2 separate regions of the Homo sapiens genome follow, and region 2 is linked to region 1. The links are chromatin contacts, found by Hi-C in ENCODE. All regions are on one chromosome and are shown on one strand. The core of a region is the stretch at or near the end of the contact, and the rest is flanking DNA. Distances in the headings are between cores, read along the strand shown. Region 1 has its middle 34 kb from the start of MIR4432. Region 2 overlaps PUS10 (pseudouridine synthase 10).

The links. Hi-C counts contacts between places; a loop is a spot of excess contacts on that map. Pooled maps may share reads with other maps.
Region 2: a loop to region 1 is called in a pooled map, with 3 times the contacts of the local background. The contact joins two enhancer-like sites. A Hi-C loop is called at or near these places in 3 of 37 single-sample maps with no recorded cell type and 1 of 50 pooled maps.

Annotation. Positions count from the first base shown.
Region 1 is chr2:60,351,350-60,354,805 of GRCh38, reverse strand. No RefSeq gene overlaps it. Among named protein-coding and RNA genes, the nearest start is that of MIR4432, 34 kb to the left of the region's middle. RefSeq lists enhancers at 1,105-1,154, 1,295-1,374, 1,855-2,354, 3,125-3,204. Within about 2 kb of position 1,670, at least 5 of the 41 ENCODE cell types and tissues checked have a DNase peak (open chromatin) inside an H3K27ac peak, as active enhancers do.
Region 2 is chr2:60,991,590-60,995,067 of GRCh38, reverse strand. All of the region lies in intron 4 of PUS10 (pseudouridine synthase 10), which reads left to right. Among named protein-coding and RNA genes, the nearest start is that of PEX13, 24 kb to the left of the region's middle. RefSeq lists an enhancer at 1,773-2,122. Within about 2 kb of position 2,032, at least 5 of the 41 ENCODE cell types and tissues checked have a DNase peak (open chromatin) inside an H3K27ac peak, as active enhancers do.

The DNA.
Region 1 (3,456 bases), core at 421-2,920:
GAGCTTCAGAGAGGAACTGGGGCTGAATGAGGCTTGGAAGGATGGAAAGATGGAGGGAAGGGGTTGGAGAGCAATCCTGGGGAAGGGCCAAGAAGAACGAGGCTTAGGCGGGAGGTGGTGTAGTTGAAGAATGAGACAGTGAGTCTGTGGGATTGCCATCCTGACTGAAGCAAAGAGTGTGTTTTGGGAACTGGTCAGCCAGCCGACCATCAAGAGAAGAGTAGAATAAGAGTAGAAATGGACATCCACCTGTCACATGACTAAATTGTTTAACCCAAATAAAAGCTAATCAATTAACAAATAAAGCTAATCAATTAGCTTTATAAATGAAGCTAATCAGTTGCTAAACTGTGCTCTATTCTTCTGCCTTGACATAAGAATCTTTGACCTGGAACAGGTTTGAATTTAGAATTTTCCACTCCATGGACTATGGCACTGGAGGGTGGTGAATTACATTTCCCGATCAGTGCCAACAGAAAGAGAATAGGGCTTGTGATAATCAGATATATTTGCCCAAATCACTTGGATAAGTTTTTCTCCTCTGTCAATGCTGAAGCACGCTGGTGCTGGAGCAGGAAATCACAGCCCAGAGAAGGTGAGCAGGTGCCCTGTTCACACAGAGCTTGGAAGTTCTAATCTCTGACCTGAAGTGAGACATTGAAATAGAAATCTTTCTCTTCCTCCTCCCTCCTTACCCTACCCCCAGCCAACAAAGAAAGAAATGCAGGTGCATTTAACTTTGCCTGTAACTTTCTGTTCTGCAATGAAAATGGCCTCCTGTGTTTTTGTTTCACAAGCACAATTAAAAGTCTAATTTCAAAGCTACAATAGGGAAGCAAGGGCGTCAGTAAGAAACCCAGAACTTGATGCAAATAATTGAGCCATTTTTAATTTGTTCAGTGTGATCAGGTAGGGGGAAATTCTATATTTAAATATAACCAACCACCTTGAACCTTGTATGGAAGTAACTGTGTAAGAAATGTTTGGTAACATGTTGCTGAAGTTGTAAAATGTGTACCTCCCAAAACAAGGATATTCAAAAGTTAAGTTTCTCACGGTGATGTTAACACATCCGCATCGCGTTGCACATGCTGTACAATTCTGCATCATAAAAAATGGATTTACAAGCTTAAGTACTACTCGGGAATATTACATGTGTGGAATGTGGCTGGGTTAATGTCACTGTGAGACCCTTAGCCGTTGCCAAGGAGGTTTCCTGAGCCTCAGCTGGGGCCAGGCGGGGGCAGACTGGAGAAAGCCGCTGCTGCCTGGGCCTGCAACTTTGCCTAATGAACAAAAACACCATTTTGGCCTCAAAGATCTTGAGCTCCACAAGCCACAAATCACAACGAGGAAGAAATCAAACATTAAGGTTTCTCTCGGATTATTATTGACCAGGACGGTCTGGAAATTATAGGATCTTTCTAAATGTGGGCAGGGGCTTCCGTGAGGTCCAGCAACACAGTGGCATTTGCTTTTACTGCTGCTATTTCTCTGTTTCTGGTTTTACTTACTCTGACCCCTCTCCACACCAGAGCCGGTGTGAGAGCTGCTGTCACCTGGCCTTTCCCAGAGCTGGAGGGAGTCCCTGGGGGACGAGTTGGGTGGCAGGTGATGCGTGTAGACTAGGATGTGAGATTAACTCCAGTCCGAAAGGGCCCTGGGATAAATTACACATGTCCGAACATATCCATAGAGGAGGAGTTGAGTGGAAATAGGCTTCAGGGGCAGCCAAAGAGGGAAAAACATGAGGACATTGTGTGTGTGTGTGTGTGTGTGTGTGTGTTGCTGTAATGATGGGAGGGAGGATGCAAGGCAGGACTTACGGGTCCTAGCCAGCTGTGCTGCACCTGGTCCGTGAGGCAGTGTGGAGTCCACCGAAACGACCCTCAAGCCTGATGCCAGTTCCAGAAGCCCAGTCGGCAACTCTGCCACCTTACACTCCTCTCCCCGTGGAACTGCCTGGGGGTGCTGGCATGGGGACATGAGGGATGTCTGACAGGAGAAACAAGCATTTCAAGAGTGTGTGGTTGGCTTCGCTGTCCTTTGGGGGGAGGAACTGGAATCAGTCAACAGGCAAGTAAGTTGTTATTGCACACCTTTTATGTATTCTGCTGGGCCGTGGGCTGCGGAGGGCACTAAAGGGGTAGAACATCCTGCTCCTCTTGAAGACGCCCAGCCTTTGGTCCCATGACCTCAGGCACATGCGTAATCTAAGCGGCAGCCCAGAACTCATGACGGGTGCCCAGTTCCTTGATGCCTCCTGAAGGAAATGCTGCAAGCTGTTCAGAGGATGGAGACTGCATGGGGGTGTTCGTAGGCAAGGAAGGCTTCAAGAAAGAGGCAGCTCTGAGCTGCTTTTCAAAGAAGAGAGGATTTAGACAGGCAGAGAGAAGTGGGGATCACTCAATAGAAGTAAATTCCACAAGCTCTGATCTCTATCCCTAATAGGGAACGGGGCTCCTAACAATAGCTTTTTTTTGTGGTCTGAATTCAGGCCCGACTCCCAGTTCCAGCCTGAACACTGGTCAGCTGAAGACAACGCTGCCACCTTCATCTCTTCCCTGCCTGTCCTGCTTACAACAGTTGCAAGAAGTTTATACCCACATTAAGCCCCCAGAGGCAGGCTGGCAGCCAGCCTTCGCCACTGGTGCAGAGAACTGAGTCAACCACCCGGTGTTCCTGGCTGCTCCCCCTGAGAAGCTTTCCCACCCTGTTCCCTGAGTCGAGAGTCTTGGCTGGGCACCTGCTGCACTGTGGACGTGCGGACGCGGCCTCCAGAAGGGGGAAGGGAGCCCTGGCTGGCTTCTCTGAGACGTGTTGAGTGGCTTGCCATTGAAGACTGTTTCCTCACTCAGGCAGCTGCATGCCCCAAGTGAGTGACTTCCTCTCTCTGGACTCAGTTTCTGAATCTGTAGACAAAGAGGGTGGACCAGATGGTCTTGGAGGTGCCTTCCAGGTCACATCTCTCCTGTTTCTAACAGCAGGTGGAAGCAGGTGAGGAGGGCAGTCGGGCAGAGAGGAATGGAGAGGAATTCCCCCACAGAGGCTCTTGGGAACCACACAATTCCCCATTCTGGTGCCACCTGCTTCAAGGATGTGAGTGAGAGCAGTGCTGGCCTTGAAGCCTACATCGGTGGGTAGTCTAGCCTCCCTAGATGTGTCCTTAGGTGTCATGGGATCCATATCTGGATCATCAAGGAGACCTCACTTAGGCTTCTCTTGACTTACCAGGAAAGGCTAAGTCTTGCTTCGGGCAGGCAGCTGCCTCTGGGGCCCGGGCCTGTGGCCCCAGGGGAAAGAATTGTTGCCCCAAGATGCTCATGCAATGTTGTGTGACTGTGGCAAGGCTGTGCCATTTTAGCTGGGATCAACACGCTAATGGGCACAGGTCCAGGGGGAGTGCAGGTGCCTTCCTGGGTGCAAAGTGGCCCTCATCCCCATAGCACACAATGT
Region 2 (3,478 bases), core at 783-3,282, 640 kb before region 1:
CCCAGGCTGGAGTGCAGTGGTGTGATCTTGGCTTACTGCAATTTCCACCTCCCGGGTTCTAGCGATTCTCCTGCCTCAGGCTCCCAGGTAGCTGGGACTACAGACGCTCGTCACCTTGCCCGGCTGATTTTTTGTATTTTTAGTAGAGACAGGGTTTTGCCTTGTTGGCCAGGCTGGTCTCAAACTCCTGACCTCAGGTGATCCGCCTGCTTCAGCCTCCCAAAATGCTGGGATTATAGGCGTGAGCCACTGCACCCGGCCTTGGTCAGATTTCAAAAGGGTTATTGTCTTTCTGTGTTATAAGTGGGACTTAGCCTAGGTTTTGACTTTAGTATTTTCTTTCTCCAAATGGTCCAGTATCTTCAAGGTTAGGGAAAGGATTCTTGGTAAAAATATGAAACCAGAACTCTCATAATTATTTAACAAGTGTGATCATTTAAAAAGAGTAATGGTAAACCACCAGTTTATTTTGTGATTCTCTAAAATGATAACTCTGGAAATAAAATTTAAATTACAATTTTAGCACTTTCCCATCACATTTATGTTCAGGTTTTGTTATCAGATGACTGGAATAGGTGCAAAGATGTTTTGAGTCAAATATTTTATTACAGCACCTATCTTAAAATTCAGGAATTTCAAGTCATTTTTGTGAGGAGCTATTTTTGACTTCCTTTTTTTTTTTTGCTCTGAGGAAGATTGATGCATGTATGTGTGATGATGAATTATGATGGTGAAGTCCCTTAATTGGAGGTGGAAGTCCCAATGAAGTTTTTAGCCACATCCTTTGTCATGGATATGTCCAAATGTCCAAGAAGAGGGGGCTAGGTGGCAAGTGCTACCTTGAAGTCAGACACATCCAAACTCATTGTCAGAAACCTCTTTCTTAAGGAATAGTACTACTACTTTCTTCCCTCCAAGCAGAAGGAAGGACCAGCAAAATAGTCTTTGGCCAGGTTTGTCAGTTACGAAGTGTCGATCTGGCCGGGCGCGGTGGCTCACGCCTGTAATCCCAGCACTGTGGGAGGCCGAGGCAGGCAGATCACGAGGTCAGGAGATCGAGACCATCCTGGCTAACAGGGTGAAACCCCATCTCTACTAAAAATACAAAAAATTTGCCAGGCTTGGTGGCAGGCGCCTGTAGTCCCAGCTACTCGGGAGGCTGAGAAAGGAGAATGGCGTGAACATGGGAGGCGGAACTTGCAGTGAGCCGAGATCGCGCCACTGCACTCCAGACTGGGCAACAGAGCAAGACTCCATCTCAAAAAAAAAAGTGTCAATCAATTGCAGTGCTACAGCTGCTCCTCCTTTTTAAAATTAGGTTTTACTGCTCCAAATATTGAAAGTTATTTTTACAAATCTTCCCTTTTAAATAAAACTGAATATATTTTTCCTCACTGATATTAATACAGGATCAATACTAGTGGAATCTGTTTTCTAGACTAGATACCATTCAAGGCCCCAGGTGGAAATGTTTAGCTGGGAATTTTGTCTTAAAAAACTGAGTATCTTTCTCCTTGCCATTATGTTTATTATGCAAAGTTATCCAGTTTTTCTTAATGTAATACATATTTTCCAGTCAATTTGGACCTTTCTTTTTTTCTTTTTTTTTTTGAGACAGAGTCTCACCCTGTCTCCCAGGCTGGAGTGCAGTGGCATGATCTCAGCTCACTGCAACGTCCACCTCACGGGTTCAAGTGATTCTTCTGCCTCAGCCTGTCAAGTAGCGGGGACTGCAGCCATGTGCCGCCACACCTGGCTAATTTTTTTGTATTCTTAGTAGAGATGGGGTTTCACCATGTTGGCCAGGATGGTGTCAATCTCCTGACCTTGTGGTCTGCCTGCCTCAGCCTTCCAAAGTCCTCGGATTACAGGTGTGAGCCACTGCGCCTGGCCTGGACACTTTCATAATTTATAAAACTCTGATGTAAAAAACCCTAGTTGAGCACTGGATTGACATTTCACAGGGCTACTTCCTTTTTATTGTGTGTAGCTTTTGGTTTCACAATTAGTGCGTCAGAGATCAGCTGGATATATGGCAGTCTCCAGAGCCAGGGCAAGAGTGCTCAGCACGTACTTGCAGAGGGCTAGTTTTTTATCTTTAAAAATTAAATCCATGGCAAATTAAAGAGCCATATATCGTATTCATTAAATTATAATTTGAAAGCTACTTGTGTAAGTAAATGTTGCGGTATCGAGTATGATCAAAACCTTTGATTCTTTTTTCTGGTGGAATCTAAGTTTCTCTCTAAACTGGTTGTTAAAATGTTATTGCCAGTAGCTGAGTAAAGATAATGTGAGGGGAACTAACTTGTGTGGGGAAAAAATAAAATGGATTTTATTTAAATGTGGTCATGAGCCATATAAAAGGAAATGAAATAATAAAATAGATGCAAAGGTATTAACATAAATAGCCCTTTTAGTCTTATATTAAGAAGCATAATATGAAGTGATTTCTATTTAGAATTTAGTTCACATCCAGGATTTAAATTTTCTGTGAGGCTGGGGTGTTATGATGTGTATTGATTATCTGATATTCCTTTAGTATTATCACTAGAAATTCATATTAGAAATCGTGAGTTGGTGATTTTAGTGAGACTTTCATATTCTGAAAGCATCACAGAAATTCATGACCTGTTGTGGAGTGGGCATGTGCACTCATGCCCTATTGAGTAAATCAGTAGCTAGTCATGAATGCTAAATTTGTATTCCAAAACATTTTTTTTTAAATGTAGACATGTATTAAGGTACTTCTGGCTGCGTATAGTGGCTTATGCCTATAATCCCAGCACTTTGGGAGGCTAAGACAGGGGAATCACTTGAGGCTAGAAGTTCACGACCAGCTTGGTCAACATGGCGAAAACCCGTCTCTACTAAAAATGTAATGTAAAAATTAGCTGGGTGTGGTGGCAGGCACCTGTAGTCCCAGCTACTTGGAAGCTGAGGCAGGAGAATCGCTTGAACCCAGGAAGTGGAGGTTGCAGTTAGCTGAGATCGCACCACTATACTCCAGCCTGGGTGACAGAGCGAAACCCTGTCTCAAAAAAAAAAAAAAAAAGTGCTTCTGTTGAGTAACATTCAATCTGCAACTTGTTTCTTAGGTGGCATGCAGCAACTGATATTTCAGTTACTGCTTTATTGGTCTGGCCCCAGGGAGGTGTCCCCTACCACGTTAAATTGGAGGTCATATGGTCTGTGCACAATGACTTTTCCCCTCCAATTTTCGTAATATTTATTTCTTTTTCTTGCTTTGTTGCATTGGCTAAGATCGCTAGTACATTGTTAAACAGAATTAGGGATAATGAGAATTCTTTTGGATTATTTTTCTGTTTGAATTCTACCCCCTCACACATATCATTATCTTAGAAGTTATGCATTTACAGTTTTTCCTTTACTCTTAAAAGTACTAATTAAATTGGTACTCCCATTTCTACAAAAAATAAAAAATTAGCTGGACATGGTGGTGCATGCCTGTAGTCCC